Linked DNA regions of Homo sapiens: region 1 is linked to region 2. The links are chromatin loops, found by intact Hi-C in ENCODE. Cell type or tissue: PC-9. All regions are shown on one strand. Links, peaks and the distances in the headings refer to the core of each region. The heading gives the core; the rest is flanking DNA. Region 1 holds the start of TNFAIP8L2-SCNM1 (TNFAIP8L2-SCNM1 readthrough). Region 2 holds the start of CA14 (carbonic anhydrase 14).

Region 1 (8,278 bases), core at 279-8,278, 900 kb after region 2:
AGGAGATCGAGACCATCCTGGCTAACATGGTGAAACCCCGTGTCGATTAAAAATACAAAAAATTAGCTGGGCGTGGTAGCGCGCGCCTGTAATCCCAGCTACTCAGGAGGCTGAGGCAGGAGAATAGCTTGAACCTGGGAGGCAGAGGTTGCAGTGAGCCGAGATCGTGCCACTGCACTCCAGCCTGGGCGACAGAGTGAGACTCCATCTCAAAAAAGTAAATAAATAAAAATAGGACAGGCACGGTGGTTCACACCTGTAATCCCAGCACTTCGGGAGGCCGAGCTGGGCGAATCATGAGGTCAGGAGTTCAAGACCAGCCTGGCCAACATAGTGAAACCCCGTCTCTACTAAAAATACAAAAATTAGCCGGGCGTGGGGGTGCGCGCCTGTAATCCCAGCTACTTGGGAGGCTGAGGCAGGAGAATCACTTGAACCCAGGAGGCAGAGGTTGCAGTGAGCCGAGATCATGCCACTGCACTCCAGCCTGGGCGACAGTGTGAGACTCGATCTCATAAATAAATAAATAAATACCCCAAACAAAAAAAGAGTAAAAGCTGTGAACTATCTCCAGCTATGTCAGGCTGACTTACTTGACTGCTTTAAATCACACTAAACTTACTCTTTCTGAACTGATATGAGAGTATTGATCTTAACCATGGTAAAACCTCACCTAAAACAAACATCGGACTGTTCCATCCTGAATACTTTTCCAAATAACTGAAGTTTATCCAATTAAGTGCAAAATATCTTCATTTTGCTTCAAAGTAGAAATTGCTCAAAAAAGTACTATTCACTTCCTGTAGATTATACAGTGGAAAGAGCACCATTGAAAGTCATTGAGACTTAGCTAGATTCATCTCTGGAGTATGGCTTTGGATAAACTACTTATCTCTAAGTCTGATTCTGTCTTCTGTAAGTGGACATACTACCTTCCTGCCTACTTCTTAGGATCAAATAAGATCCTGTAGGTGAAACATTTTGCAAATTCAAAAGTGTTTTGCACATTTAAGATACCGTCATTTGGCCAGGGTACACAGTGACTCACTCCTGTAATCTCAGCACTTTGGGAGATTGAGGCAGGAGGTCTGTTTGAGTCCAGGAGTCCAAGGCTGCAGTGAGCAGTGTGAGCCACTGTACTCCAGCCTGGGCAAGATAGCAAGACCCTATCTCTAAAAAAAATTTGTGGCCAGGCGCAGTGGCTCACGCCTGTAATCCCAGCACTTTGGGAGGTCGAGGTGGGTGGATCACAAGGTCAGGAGTTCGAGACCAGCCTGGCCAATATGGTGAAACCCCATCTCTACTTAAAATACAAAAAAATTAGCTGGGCATGGTGGCACATGCCTGTAATCCCAGCTACTCGGGAGGCTAAGGCAGGAGAATTGCTTGAATCCGGGAGGTGGAGGTTGCAGTGAGCCGAGATCACGCCGCTGCACTCCAGCCTGGGTGACAGAGCGAGACTCCATCTCGAAAAAAAAATTGTTCTTGGCCAGGTGTGGTGGCTCATGCCTGTAATCCCAGCACTTTGGGAGGCTGAGGTGGGTGGATCACGATGTCAGGAGTTCAAGACCAGCCTGGCCAAGATGGTAGAAACCCCGTCTCTACTAAAAATACAAAAATTAGCCAGGCATGGCAGTGGGTGCTTGAAATCCCAGCTACTCAGGAGGCTGAGGCAGAGAATCAGTTGAACCCGGGAGGCAGAGGTTGCAGTGAGCCGAGATTGCACCACTGCACTCCACCCTGGGCGACAGAGTGAGACTCTGTCTCAATTGAAGAAAAAAAAAAAAATGAGAGAGAAAATAAAAGACTTCCCCATGAATGAAGTAAATGAACATTATAACATGTGACTCCTATGTTACTACCATTTTCCCCTCATATCCTGGTTCTTGGATATGTTTTGACTTTATTCTTTCAGCACATATTTATTGACCACAGTATGTGCCAAGCACTGTGTAGACACTAAAAGATAATCTGAGCTTAGTGGGTAGACAGTTAATAAAATCACAAATTACAGACGGGCGCTATGGCTCATGCCTGTAATCCCAGCACTTTGGGAGGCCAAGATGGGCAGATAGCCTGAGGCCAGGAGTTCGAGACCAGCCTGGCCAACATGGCGAAACCCTGTCTCTACTAAAAATTCAAAAATTAGTCAGGTGTGGTGGCAGTGTAATCCCAGCTGCTCAGGAGGCTGAGGCAGGAGAATCACTTGAACCTGGGAGGCAGAGGTTGCAGTGAGCTGAAATCGCATCACTGCACTCCAGCCTGGGTGACAGGGACAGAGCAAGACTCTGTCAAAAAAAAAAAGAAAGAAAGAGAGAGAGAGAGGAAGGAAGGGAGGGAGGGAGGGGAGTCTGAAGCTGGAGAGGAAAACAGGTAAAGACTAGGTAGCAGAATTCTGAATCCAGAAGTTATTATTGTATTTGCATCTTCTTATATTTTTATTCCCTTTATTCTTTTTCTTTTTTCTTTTCTTTTTTTGGAGACCGAGTCTCACTCTATCACCAGGCTGGAGGGCAGAGGCGCGATCTCGGCTCACTACAACCTCTGCCTCCCTGGTTCAAGCGAATCTCCTGCCTCAGCTTCCCGAGTAGCTGGGACTACAGGCATGTGCCATCATGCCCAGCTAATTTTTGTATTTTTAGTAGAGATGGGGTTTCACCATGTTAGCCAGGATGGTCTTGATCTCCTAACCTCGTGATCCGCCCACCTCGGTGTCCCAAAGTGCTGGGATTACAGGTGTGAGCCACCATGCCCAGCCGAGACAGGGTTTCACCACGTTGGCCAGGCTGGTCTCAAACTTCTGACCTCAGGTGATCCACCCACCTTGGCTTCCCAAAGTGCTGGGATTACAGTCATGAGCCACCGCGCCCGGCCTGGGGCAACTTTTTTAAAGTTTGCCATGATCTGATCTTTTTCCTTCTTCACTTATCTCTCAAACAACTTACATTCCAGACATAAATCACCACTTCCTGAGAACGTCCTGTATTTTGTTTTTTTCCTGCATGTGCTTATGCCGTCCCCATCATCTGGGACTTCTTCCCCATCTCTGGCTATTAAGTAGTTGAATCTATCTTTCCAAGTCTACCTCTTCAGCCCTATCATAATTAAGCTTCTTTACTCTCAAAATTATTTAAATCTCCATTAAAGTTAATGGCATTGTTTGACTAGTATTACTGTTCTTTATGTTTAAGCTTATTTCCCTCGCCAGATTCCCCATAAGATTCTTGATAGCAAGTGTTTTTGTCTCATTCAACAACTGTGACTTCCAGGATGGGTGCAGTGGCTCACGCCTGTAATCCCAACACTTTGGGAGACTAAGGTAGGAGGATTGCTTGAGCTTAGAAGTTCAGCCTGGGCAACATAGTTAGACCCTCCTCTCTACAAAAAAAAGGAAGGCTTGTGAGCCTCTGGTCCCAGCTACTTGGGAGGCTGAAGTAGGAAGAGCTCTTGAGCCCAGGAGGTCAAGGCTGCAGTCAGCTGTGATGATGCCACTGCACTGTGGCCTGGGCGACAGAGTGAGACCCTATCTCAAAAACAAAACAACAAACAAACAAACAAAACCCAATTGTGGCTTCCCCTCATTTTGTATCCCTTTAGCAGCTACAAAGTAGCTACTACAGTAGCCTACTCAGTAGGCCCTGCGGGGTGCGTTGGCTCACACCTGTAATCCCAGCACTCTGGAAGGCCAAGGTGGATCACCTGAGGTCAGGAGTTCAAGACGATCCTGGCCAACATGGTGAAACCGTCTCTACTAAAAATACAAAATAAGCCAGGCATGGTGGCACAGGCCTGTAATTTCAGCTACTTGGGAGGTTGAGGCAGGAGAATCACTTGAACCCGGGAGGCAGAGGTTGCAGTGAGCCGAGATCACCCCATTGCACTCCAGCCTGGGCAACAAGAGCAAAACTCTGTCTCAAAAAAAAAAAAAAAAAAAAAAAAAAAGGCAACTCAGTAGGCTTGTTCCTCTACGCTAGTGATTCAGTGCTGTGCTGGCACCTGCTGGTCACCTGTGGTGCAGCAGCCCTGGTCCCAGCACCTTCCTCCCTTCAGTATTAAGGGTTGTGACAGTCTGTGCTCTTACCTGGCAATCACTGGAATAATATATTAAATACTTGCCCCACAGCACCACCTTTCAATCTTCAGAACTTTTCCCACTGACCTCCTACCCCAGAAATTTGGGCTTTACATCCTTCCCAGTACTGTAGAAATGTAAGGACAGGATCTTCAGGAACTGGGCAGCAAGAAAAGAAAGAAGCAATTTGAGAGTGGAGGATGCAAATCCCTTTCCCCCCTTCAAAGAATTGAGACTATTTCCAACAGAATTCCACTCTTTTTGACCTTTGTCTTATTTCTAGGTTGCTCTTGGGCCATAGGCCTTCTTGGTGACAGAAGTGATGAACCGGAGGTTAAGCAGAGAGTAGGTAGGCGGGGCTCAAGGGGTGGGGCCAAGCCAAAGGGCTCTCACACTAAGTGAAGCTTCTCCATTCTGTAAGCTTTCCGGGAACATCCAAGGCAAGACTGGCACCCAGCACAGCAGGTGAGGGACCGGCAGTGACAGAATGGTAGACTTTAGGGGTAATGGTGGCAGAGGAATCTCTAGCTCTTTCAGTCTTAGCTTTTCATATTGTGAAACTCTCGCTTGTACAATTCTTGGGTCCTTTGTAGAGCTTAGCTTAGTTTTTCTGGTGGCAAGGCAGCCTCTGAAAGACCTGGTTTTGGATGCGGTGGGGGCAGGGCTGAGGGATGCAGGTGGATCCACATCCATATGGATGTGTGCGAAATGCAAGGAAATCTTAGGAAACAAGGAGATAGATGGGTAAGGGCCAGAGGGAGAGTATGGCCAGGCCAGAGGATCATAGGGAGGACCCAGACAAGAGAAAAAGGGAGACTGAAACAGGGAGAGAGGGAGAAGACAGCGGAATAAATGTGAGACGGCAATGGGGGCAATGGAGAGCTGGGTAACAGGAAGGCCAAGGAGGAAGGAAGGCTCACATGGAGCAATCTCCTCTTCCGGCTGGGGAGCATGGTCCAGAAAGCCCCAAGGCAAGCTGGGAGCAAAGCAAGGTTCAGGTTTCCACTGGAAGGATTCAGCTGGGGAAAAAAACCCCCACAGTCTCCACCTCCTCTGCCTCTTCAGACTCCCATTTTGGTTTGGGGGAGAGGGCGAGGCTGCTCCTCACTGCGGTCACAGCCACATCCTGCAGAGCAGAGGAGGGGGAAGTAAGAAGCAAAACAACCAGAAGAACCACAGGCGAAGACCATGGGGAGAGAACCCTGGACACATGGAGCTGATATGCCACCAAGAGGGTCCTGAGTTCAGTGTAGCAGAAGGCTCAGACCTTCAGGACTGCCTGCCCTTCTTGAGGTGTTGGCTTCTCGTGCTTCCTCAGTGTGCTTTAACCACACTGGGAGCATTCCGGGGAAGGAGGTTTCTCTGGATTATTTGGTTTGAAGCCCATCTTTATAATTTACTAGTGACTTTGGCCAAATTGCTATATTTCTCTTCGCTTCAGTTTTCTCATTGCAAAATGGGGATACCTACCCTAACCTTACACAGGATTGGGAAGGCTAAGATGACTGACGTAAAGCACTTGCATATAGTAGGTTCTCAGTAAATGTTAGTTATTACTCCTATTAGGATTCCTGGGATGCTTATGCTTCTTACTTTAAAGGAAGTATAGTGCACTAGCTGCCACTGGCTTTGGGGGCCAAAAAATGAGTTGCGTTTGATCTTGGGTAAATTACTTAATGTAAGTATCATTTGCTTAGCTGTAAAACAAGGATGGTAATATCTATGCCACACAGACATATGGCACAGAGTCAGTGTCCAAAAATGGTAGCTGTAAGAATTCTGTCAGGCTGGGCGTGGTGGCTCACGCCTGTATTCCCGGCACTTTGGGAGGCCGAGGTGGGCAGATCATGAGGTCAGGAGTTCGAGACCAGTCTGGCCAACATGGTGAAACGCTGTCTCTACTAAAAATACAAAAATTAGCCGGGCGTGGTGGTGGGTGCCTGTAATCCCAACTACTTGGGAAGCTGAGGCAGGAGAATAGCTTGAACCCGGGAGGTGGAGGTTGCAGTGAACAGAGATCACACCACTGCACTCCAGCCTGGGTGACAAAGCAAGACTCCGTCTCAAAAAAAAAAAAAAAAAGAATTATCTGTCAGGTAAGCCCTGTCTTCACTGCAGCAGCAACAGCCTACTTCCCCTTGAGATGTAACTTGTGCTAGGCTAGCCTCCCGTGTGCCCACATTCCTCCAGCCGGGGCTATCGCCACTCCCGTGGGCTGTTTTGGAGTCAAGATTTGCTACAGCACTAAGGGGAAAAAGCAGGCAGGAGCAAGGCATAGAGGACTGAGGGGCCCCAGGGGGCGGAGAGGATGACAAACAAAGATGATGATGACATGGAAACTAAAGAAGCAACAGAAAAGGGAAAAGCCATTTCTCTCTTTCTAAGGAAGCCTGTGGCCTTTCTTCTAGTGACTGACCACATACCCCACTCTCCAGGACCCATGGAGTCCTTCAGCTCAAAGAGCCTGGCACTGCAAGCAGAGAAGAAGCTACTGAGTAAGATGGCGGGTCGCTCTGTGGCTCATCTCTTCATAGATGAGACAAGCAGTGAGGTGCTAGATGAGCTCTACCGTGTGTCCAAGGAGTACACGCACAGCCGGCCCCAGGCCCAGCGCGTGATCAAGGACCTGATCAAAGTGGCCATCAAGGTGGCTGTGCTGCACCGCAATGGCTCCTTTGGCCCCAGTGAGCTGGCCCTGGCTACCCGCTTTCGCCAGAAGCTGCGGCAGGGTGCCATGACGGCACTTAGCTTTGGTGAGGTAGACTTCACCTTCGAGGCTGCTGTTCTGGCTGGCCTGCTGACCGAGTGCCGGGATGTGCTGCTAGAGTTGGTGGAACACCACCTCACGCCCAAGTCACATGGCCGCATCCGCCACGTGTTTGATCACTTCTCTGACCCAGGTCTGCTCACGGCCCTCTATGGGCCTGACTTCACTCAGCACCTTGGCAAGATCTGTGACGGACTCAGGAAGCTGCTAGACGAAGGGAAGCTCTGAGAGCCCTGAGCCTAGCACATTCCACCTTGACAAAATGGTTGACTGAGAAAACACAGATAATGGGCTTCCTAACCCTGCTCACCTGGCACTAACACTTTTCAATCTTCAGGCTTCATTCCTTCCCAAGAGTGCTTTTGACTCTGAGACCAGCCCACCCCCAAACAGCTAGTGGAGAAGGAGCAATGCTGAGGGGTGAGGCCTCTCTCCCACTCCAGCCCCAGGACAGGAAACAGAACTGCCTGAAAAAGGTGAAGTGAAACTTGGATCTCTATTTCTCCCATAAGGGACTTCTGAAACAGGGAAGCCCCCTCCCATGTGAACCAAGGAAAGGAGGCACAGCCCAGAGAACCCCTTTGGGGATACTAAAGACAGAAGAGGGGAAGGTGGCCCTTAGAGACAGAGCTTGGACAGATGCCAGAGGCTCTGTTCCAGAGTGCAGGAAGAAGGGGCTAGGGCAGGGGAGATTCTCATAGGGGAAATAAAACTACTAAAATATGCACAGGGCTCAATGTTTAATCTGTCCAGCTTCGTATACCTTATAATCATCACAGAAGAAAGGAGGTATATAAACATTACTTATCTCACCTCTCATCATTTCCAAACAGGAGACTGAGGCAGATTTCCATTATTACTGAGGTTCCCTTACCTACTTCTGTTTAAGAAACAAAACAACTGTACCATAGATCAGTGCTACAAATCGCAAATAAATATGCAGTGAGGAGGAAGGCATAGAGAGAGAGGGTCTGGAGGGGAGGGGGTGTAACAAAGAGACTCCCACAACTGGCTTCCTCTTCAAACCCCAAGGAAAGCCTTCTTCCATCTGTTCCCCTCACCACAGGCTGAGCAGAACAGGTCAGAAGGGTGAACTGGTAGAATGGAGAGTTCAGGTCCCTACAGTGCTGCTTTTTCTCAGAGTCAAGAATTGTGAAAAAGTTACAGGGAATTGGTTTGTCAAGACTGAGCCCATTCAACAGGAATGGGGTACCAAAAAAAAAAAAAAAAAGAATCAGCCCAAATCTGTCACTTTGAGATTGGAGAAAAGGCCAACAGTCATCCATTCTCTGTGGTGGGCTATATCACCGATTGCCTCATCCTCAATAACATGTTTGGCTAACAAGGTGGGGAAAGTGGAGAACCAGCAGTCACTGGCTCACTGTTCCCGGGTTCTCCTCACCCCAGGGCTATAGAAATTCCATTTTTCAGCTAAGAGT
Region 2 (8,323 bases), core at 311-8,310:
CTTTGGGAGGCTGAGGCAGGTGGATCATGAGGTCAGGAGTTAGAGACCAGCCTCGCCAAGATGGTGAAACTCTGTCTCTACTAAAAATGCAAAAATTAGCCAGACATGGTGGCACGTGCCTGTAGTCCCAGCTACTTGGGAGGCTGAGGCAGGAGAATTGCTTGAACCTGGGAGGCAGAGGTTGCCAGTGAGCCATGATCATGCCACTGCACTCCAGCCTGGGAAACAGAGCAAGACTCCGTCTCAAAAAATAAATAAATAAATAAATAATAAAATAAAAGAGGCCAGGCATGGTGGCTCATACCTGTAATTCTAACACTTTGGGAGGCTGAGGCAGGAGAATTACTTGAGCCAGGAGTTCAAGACCAACCTAGGCAATATGGTGAAACCTTGTCTCTACAAAAAAATTAAAAAATTAGCTGGGAGTGGTGGCATGAACCTGTAGTCTCAGGTGCTTGGGAGCTGAGGTGGGAGGATCGCTTGAGCCCAGGAAGGGAAGGCTGCAGTGAGCCAAGATCACGCCACTGCACTCCAACCTGGACAACAGAGCCATGCCGTCTCAAAAGAAAAGAAAGTAAAAGAAAAACAGCCCGGCAGTTTTTTTACAAAGTTAAACATACGCTTCCCGTACAATCCAGCACTCAGTATCTATTTATTCCCACTCCTAGGTATTTACTCAAGAACAATAAAAACATATGTCTGCTCAAAGACCTGTACTCAAATACTTATAGTGCTTTTATTCATGGTGACTAGAAAGAAGTGGCTGCGGTGGCTCATGCTTATAATCTCAGCACTTTGGGAGGCCAAGCTGGGCAAATCACTCGAGCCCAGGAGTTCGAGACCAGCCTGGGAAACATGACAAAATTTTGTCTCTACAAAAACTAAGAAAATTTTTAAAACCTGCCAGTCATGGTGGCATGCGCATGTAGACCTAGCTACTCAGGAGGCTGAGAAGAGGATCATTTGAGTTTGAGGCTGAAGTGAGCTATGATTCTGCCACTGCACTCCAGCCTAGGGGACAGAGTGAGACCCTGCTTCCAAAAAAAAAGAGAGAGGCTGGGCGTGGTGGCTCACACCTGTAATCCCAGCACTTTGGGAGGCTGAGGCAGGCAGATCACCTGAGGTAGGGAGTTCAAGACTAGCCTGATCAACATGGAGAAACCCCGTCTCTACTAAAAATACCAAATTAGCCGGGCGTGGTGGCAAATGCCTGTAATCCCAGCTACTTGGGAGGCTGAGGCACGAGAATCACTTGAACCTGGGAGGCAGAGTTTACGGTGAGCCAAGATCATGCCATTGCACTGCAGCTTGGGCAACAGAGTGAGACTCTGTTTTTTTTTTTTTTTTGAGATGGAGTCTCGCTCTGTTGCCCGGGCTAGAGTGCAATGGCGCTATCTCGGCTCACTGCAAACTCCTCCTCCTGGGTTCAAGCGGTTCTCCTGCCTCAGCCTCCCGAGTAGCTGGGACTACAGGCGTGAGCCACCGCGCCCAGCTGAGACTGTACAAAAAAAAGAAGAGAGAGAGAGAGAGAGAAAGAGAAATGCTAATTTCTCTAATGCCAAATCTCTAATGTAGATTTGGACACACCCAGAACTATAGAATCGGGTACTATGGGGGTGAGGTCCAGAAATCTCTATTTATTTATTCTATTTTATCTTTGAGATAGAGTTTTGCTCTTGTCACCCAGGCTGGAGTGCGGTGGTGCAGTCTCGGCTCACCGCAACCTCTGCCTCCCAAGTTCAAGCGATTCTCCTGCCTTAGCCTCCCAAGTAGCTGGGATTACAGGCACCCGCTACCACACCTGGCTAATTTTTTTGTATTTTTGGTGGAGATGGGGTTTCGCCATATTAGCCAGGCTGGTCTCAAATTCCTGACCTCAGGTGATCTGCCCGCCTCGGCCTCTCAAAGTGCTGGGATTACAGACATGAGCCACTGCACCTGGCCAGAAATCTGTATTTTAATAAGCTTTCCAAGTTTAAAAAGCTTTCCAGGTGATTCTGATGCACATTGACATTTGAGAACCAATGGTGTAGGAGAAAGCTCACTGGTGCCTGTGTCCTTGTTCTGGTTTAGCCTAGCAGCTATATGACTAACCATGGCTAAATCCCTAAATCTCTCAAAACTCAGTTTTACAGGGTATAACAAGGGGTTTAGAATGATGCCTGAGGGCCCTTCTGCTCTAAAATTCTGTGAAAGACAGTAAATAAATGTTGCAATTACTAGATTCATTCAATCAACAGTTATGTACCAGGCAGCGTTCTGTTCATGGAATCAATGTATAACACAAAATTGCAACTGAAATAGTGTAACTTATCGCTTATAATTAAATGACTTGCAAATTTTCAGACCACAAACTTTTACCGGTCCTCAATTTACAAGATTCTCATACTACATTTGTTGTGTAATGTGAACTGGAAAACTAAGAAAATGATCCAAAGGGTCATTTTTTCCAAAATTACTTAATTCTTTTTTGTTTGTTTGTTTTTTCTTTTTTGTTTTTGTGACAGAGTCTCACTCTGTCACCCAGGCTGGAGTGCAGTGGAGCAATCTCAACTCACTGCAACCTCCCACTCCCGAGTTCAAGCAATTCTCCTGCCTCAGCCTCCTGCGTAGCTGGGATTACAGGCATGCACCACCACGCCTGGCTAATTTTTGTATTTTTAGTAGAGACGAGGTTTTGCTATGCTTTGGCCAGGCTGGTCTGGAACTCCTGGCCCACCTGCCTCGGCCTCCCAAAGTGCTGGCATTACAGGCGTGAGCCACCACGCCTCATCTCAGTCAAGTTTCAGTATATCTACAAGGACAGGAGATGGCGCCAGAAGGCAGTGAGATGCTTGGTTTTGGTTTTAACGGTTTTAGCCAATGCAAGCAAGGAAAGGGCTTGAGAGAGAGGTCAGAACTAAAACAAAGGTGCCAGAGTTTGAGTGGAAACTAAGACTGAGTGGGGAGAGGGAGCTGTGTCAGTTTTTTTTTTTTTAACTTACATATAAGGGTCCCCTTGACACCTACTCCAAATCAGCACAGCTAGAAAGCAACAAAAGAAATATCCACAGTAAAGCCAAAGATCAAGATAAAGTCAAGTGCCTGGAGGACGGCGCTCGCCTTCTGGCTCCCTCTGTCCTAGAAAGGAGGGCCTTTGTCGTCTGGGAAGCATAAGCACCTGGATGCGTTGCTCACCCAAGATCAGGGAAGTGTTGATTCCAGGCTAAGATATCTTTGTGAAACAATGTTCAGTTGCGTAGGCAAAATCCCAAAGCCCAGCAGCAGTGAAATACCTCCCAGAAGGAACCACATACACAAAGCATTTTAAATTAAAATTTAAAAATTCATAGACGAGCCAGGAGGTGGCGCCTGGCAAGACACGCTATCTGCCTTGGAAATCGGAATCTCAGCTCAGCGCTCCAGGGGAACTCTGTTCCGGCAGAGGTCATTCTGTTCAGACCTCTTCTTTCCTACTAAATCTCTTCTTTCATACCAAGATGTCTCTGCTTTCTTTTTTTGTTTCTTTGTGTTAAGTACCCTGATTCCCGGGAAATCTAATTTATACTTCAAGTCTTTTACTCTTCTTAGATGGGATGGATGGGGCTTTGGGGAACCTCAAAACATAAAACTTTCCTGAAGGGGACAAATAACTCAGAGGGTGATAGGAGAAGAAAAAGGGAAATGACATCAGCAAAATGGCTTGGCTTTGCAGATCAATCACAGGGGATAGAAAGGCACAGTGAGCTCCTGTCTCTGCAGGAGCTGATGATCCAGCACATGCATTATTCTGTTCATTTGGCTTTTATCCTGCTCCCTTATTTAGCTTCTGCTCCCTTTGTTTGGCTATTTATTGCTACTCGGCAGGAGCAAGGAGGGCAGAGGGAGCTTCAGATGGGTGCATCCTCCTGGCTGGTGCCTCTGGTGAAGAGCATGGAGGAGAAAGAGGTTTCAATGTCTGGCTTGAAAGTATCTGTGGGTTTCACATTCTCTAACGAGGGATTTAGGATGTACATTCCAATCGGGATTTCCAGTCCCGTGGGGAGCAAACATCAGTTCACATTCCTGAGACGTGCAGCCTCCATGCTCCACGGACGCAGCTCCTTGGTGGCAGGTTTCATTCAGTGCCACATGTCCTGCCTCAGCCCTTTGTTGGGCTGGAAGGAAGACCCTGAGCCCCTCTTCCATCTGGATCACATGGTCTCTCCAGACCCTCCCCTCTCTTTCTCTGGAAACCACCTTTTTCTGATGGTGGTAGTGATTGTTCCTAAAGTCTCTCCTTTCCTCCTGCCCTGGCCTCTCTGCCGGAGGTCAGTGTCCTCTTCAGTGACAAAAGCCGCCCTAGATCTGGGCTCCCTGGAGAGGGAGGTGGCTGGGTCTGGCAGTTACAGCCGCTGTCTCTCCATGGTGCTGCTACACCCCTCCCCCACTGGGCATACAAATGGGCTTTATCCAGCAAACAACGCTCCCTCCCCGCACTCCCCCCACCCCAGGCCACACAGGCACGTGGACCCAGGCCTCACCGTGGGAAGGGGGTGGTGGCAGGCACAGAAGAGATTGCTCCAGATGAGTTCTCCTTGCCTCACTTCTCTTCCTTAGAACTTAGGACACAACTCAGGTTTTAGTTATTGACTTCCTCCACCCCTCCCCTGCACCCTGAGTCCCTAATTCCTTCTTGTTATATATCTCCTAATTCTGGACTCTTCCCATTCCAGGGCAGCTCAGATTATGCAGGGAATTGGGAACAGGTACCCCCACCATCTGCCGCATACCACCCAGGGAGCTGCTCCTCAGAGGAGAAATCAGGCGGGGGGATGAAAATACAGTGTCCTTTTGAGGGGGCTGAGTTGAACCCCAAAGCCCCTTCCTTGACCCTGCCTGCTCCAGGGAACACCCATCTAAACAGCATCTGTGTGACTAGCAGAGGAAGGAAGAGCTCACCCCAGCTGGGCTCCTGAGCCAGGGCCAGGGCTCCAGTGAAACTTGCCGCGCTCCAGCTCCGAGTGGGGCCATCCTGCATGCCTAATTGGCTATTTAAGGAGCTGTTCACCAGCAGCCCAGGCAGCACCCCCGTCCCCACATACACCAGTTCAGAGCCACCTTAAAAGCAGGAGGCAGTTGTAAAGTCGCTGGCCAGCTAGTGGAGTGGAGACTGCAGAGGGAGATAAAGAGAGAGGGCAAAGAGGCAGCAAGAGATTTGTCCTGGGGATCCAGAAACCCATGATACCCTACTGAACACCGAATCCCCTGGAAGCCCACAGAGACAGAGACAGCAAGAGAAGCAGAGATAAATACACTCACGCCAGGAGCTCGCTCGCTCTCTCTCTCTCTCTCTCACTCCTCCCTCCCTCTCTCTCTGCCTGTCCTAGTCCTCTAGTCCTCAAATTCCCAGTCCCCTGCACCCCTTCCTGGGACACTATGTTGTTCTCCGCCCTCCTGCTGGAGGTGATTTGGATCCTGGCTGCAGATGGGGGTAGGTACAACTAAATGTCTGTGTGTGGATTTGTGCTGATGTTCACATGTCGCCAGGTGTGCTTAATGGGGGGAGGAGAGGTGTGAAAGGAAGCCTAGAGGCTGGAATAATAGGCTCAGAGATGAGGAAAAAAGAGTGGGGTGTGGAGGAGACCACTTCCCTTCTTTACCTTTTGTCTCTCCAGCCTTGTTGTTATTGGAGGTCGGGGAGAACTAGCGGCAGGCAGGCAGAGTGTGTACACATGCAAGTGCTGGAATCTCTTTGCAGGCTACAGATTTTCTCCAGAGCTCTTTCCCCCACTGCCCTGGTCCCAGGCAGGACTCCTGGACTTCTTTATTTACAAACTCCTCCAAATAGGGAGTCAAAGAGGCCTGGAGTAAAAAGATGGATAGATGGGGGTAGGGGGAAGAATACTTCCTGCCCAACTCAGACCCTGATCTCCAATTCATCCCCTTTTGGCCAAGATTCCCTCTTCATTCTGTGGAGCGACTAACTCCCCAGTTATCCTCTGAAAGTGGCAGTAAGAGTCAACATTTGTTTGACATTTTACAGTTTACAAAGGACTTTCAGGAGCTCCCAGGAGATGAGGAGGGATTCTTGGGAGAACAGGCTGAAGCGCTCCAGGAGTGTCCCCAGGAACTCCTAGACCTCATTTTTGTGTTTCCTGTGCCTAGCACAGTGTCCAGCACATACTAGGTGTGTAACTGAGGTTTGTGGAAAGAGCAGGGTGAGGTGGGTGTCCAGAGAGCAGAAGGCAAATGCAGAGAGGATGGGGGCAGGCAGGCAGCCAAATGGAGAGTCACAAATCTCATCTGAGGAGAAAGAAAAAAAGAGGGAAAGAGGAGGAAGAGACAGAATAAGTGTGTTGAGGCTCTGACCAGAGTGGACAGGCACCTTTACAGACCAGGGAGTTTGAGTTGTTGGGGGGTCCCACAGATATGGTAAAATGAGAGGCTGCCTCCAGCTCTCCCTTGGGCTAGCAGAATAGGTCAAGGATAAGAGCAGGACATCTCACAAGTTTGAGGAATTTAAGGGAATAAGAGACAGAGAGAGGAAGGAATTTAGGATTTTTCTCCAGAGTTTCTAGTAGTATGAATATTGCAGCATAAACCATGAAGGCCTTCGTTTTCTTCTTGAGGCAGTTTGGCCGTAGGGAGGGGCTGGACCTGCAGACCCTCAGCCTTTGCGTCAGACAGGACTGCACGAGAGCCTGGCATGTGACCCAGCTGGCAGCTCTCTTCTCTACACACAATGCTTCACTTTCATCCTGTCCCTGCCAGCCTGGCTGCCTGTGCCCACCCACCACCCTCAATCTAGAGTAGACCCTGCCCTGACTCCCACCCTTCCCTAACCATCTCAGAATGTAGGGAGCAGAGCCTCCTGGTGATGAGGAGTTTCCTCTAGAGCTAATGGGACCAGAAAAGAAGAATTTACATATGAGTTTACAGCTCAGTGGCTTTATTCATGCAATTTTTTAAAGCAAAGGAATAATCTCCCCTTCTCCCCTCAGTAGCACCCCCCAACACACACACACTCTAAACTCCTTTCTCCTCCCCGCTTTCTAGTCCCTATCCTTCCAACCCTCTGCCCACACCCTCACCCCACCCACCCCAATCTTCTAAGTGTTAGATTGACTTGGCACAGGTTACAGAAAAGAAAGGGTTGGGCCAATCGCACATTTGGATCCAGGTTAATTTTAGTCTCTGGGCTTTACCTCTTTTCCTTCCTCCTCCCCTTTTACTCGGCAGGCACCAACACAGCCTGGCTGGTGATTTTAAATAGGCCCCCCGACCTTTCCACAGAGGTGTCCGGTTTCAGGGCTTCCTTTGCAAAGTGCTGGAGCAGAGGGAGGAGAGACTGCAGAGAGGGAGGTGGAGCAGTACAGAATGCCAGAGGGAGGGGAGTGTGGAGGCCAGGGTTCTGCCCCAGGCTGCGCTGGCTGTAACCCAAACTATTCTGCCTTGCAGGTCAACACTGGACGTATGAGGGTGAGCAGATCTCAAGGCCTCCCGACAACCCTTTCACACTGGGACCTCCTCACCTGGCAGGAAGACACACTGTGCGGGTGGGAGGAGACTTCCTTTACCTTCTCACCCTAGCTCCTCCCTTCTGGATCTCCTCCTGCCTTGAGTTTCACATATATGGCTCCTAGATCCTGCTCTAATCATCAAATCCTACACCTCCTGATTTGGCAGAAAAGCTAGTTAAGTCCTCAGTAAATCGTGTAGGAGTGAGGGAGCTGGGGTGGAAAGGAAGCTGGGTGGGAACTCTGAGCTTAGCTGCCAGGTCTCCTTCTGGCTCCGTCTATCCTAATCCATCCTACCCCTAACCTGCATCTGAAATTGGGACAGAGCTGGAGGTCAGGGGTGAGGAAGAGGCTGGCAGGATAGTTTCTGACCCTGGGGGAGGTGGAACTCAGTTCCTATGAACTACTGATTAATGACTTAACCAAACTCAAGTTCATGATAAACGGTCAGTGTGAGAGCAAGAAGTGAATGATGAGAAGTCAGGATATCTGAATCCCAAGGCCACTTGATAGGGGCCTCCAGGAGACCGTATCTCTCTAGGTTATTTTTTTTTTTTTTTTTTTTTTTGACACAGAGTCTTGCTCTGTCACCCAGGCTGGAGTGCAGTGGCGCAATCTGGGCTCACTGCAAACTCCACCTCCTGGGTTTAAGTGATTCTCCTGCCTCAGCTTCTCGAGTAGCTGGGATTACAGGTGCCCACCACCACGTCTGGCTAATTTTTGCATTTTTAGTAGAGATGGGGTTTCACCATGTTGGCCAGGCTGGTCTCGAACTCCTGACCTCAAGCGATCCACCTGCCTCGGCCTCCCAAAGTGCTGGGATTACAGGCATGAGCCACTGTGCC

The links. A loop is a pair of places that touch in the nucleus more often than their neighbours do. Peaks named below come from ENCODE experiments on the same cell type or tissue, not always from the same donor. Only the 100,000 strongest peaks of a DNase experiment are listed, where the experiment ranks them.
Region 1: a loop joins it to region 2, with 9 times the contacts of the local background. A loop is called at or near these places in 2 of 110 quality-filtered maps.

The regions. Positions count from the first base shown.
Region 1 is chr1:151,152,186-151,160,463 of GRCh38, forward strand. It overlaps TNFAIP8L2-SCNM1 (TNFAIP8L2-SCNM1 readthrough), which reads left to right and starts at 4,464. Exons shown (of 7, transcript NR_144937.2): 1 at 4,464-4,537. TNFAIP8L2 (TNF alpha induced protein 8 like 2) reads left to right here and starts at 4,464. Exons shown (of 2, transcript NM_024575.5): 1 at 4,464-4,537; 2 at 6,481-7,564. The coding sequence starts at 6,513. The coding sequence ends at 7,067. LYSMD1 (LysM domain containing 1) reads right to left here. Exons shown (of 3, transcript NM_212551.5): 3 at 7,563-8,278. In PC-9, for the core only: a CTCF peak has its summit at 4,031 (motif pointing left); a DNase peak (open chromatin) is centred at 4,026.
Region 2 is chr1:150,252,732-150,261,054 of GRCh38, forward strand. CA14 (carbonic anhydrase 14) reads left to right here and starts at 5,043. Exons shown (of 11, transcript NM_012113.3): 1 at 5,043-5,452; 2 at 7,420-7,440. The coding sequence starts at 5,398. RefSeq lists an enhancer at 3,233-3,927. In PC-9, for the core only: CTCF peaks have their summits at 3,319 (motif pointing right) and 3,520; DNase peaks (open chromatin) are centred at 2,830, 3,370 and 7,390; H3K4me3 peaks cover 915 bases; H3K27ac peaks cover 1,409 bases.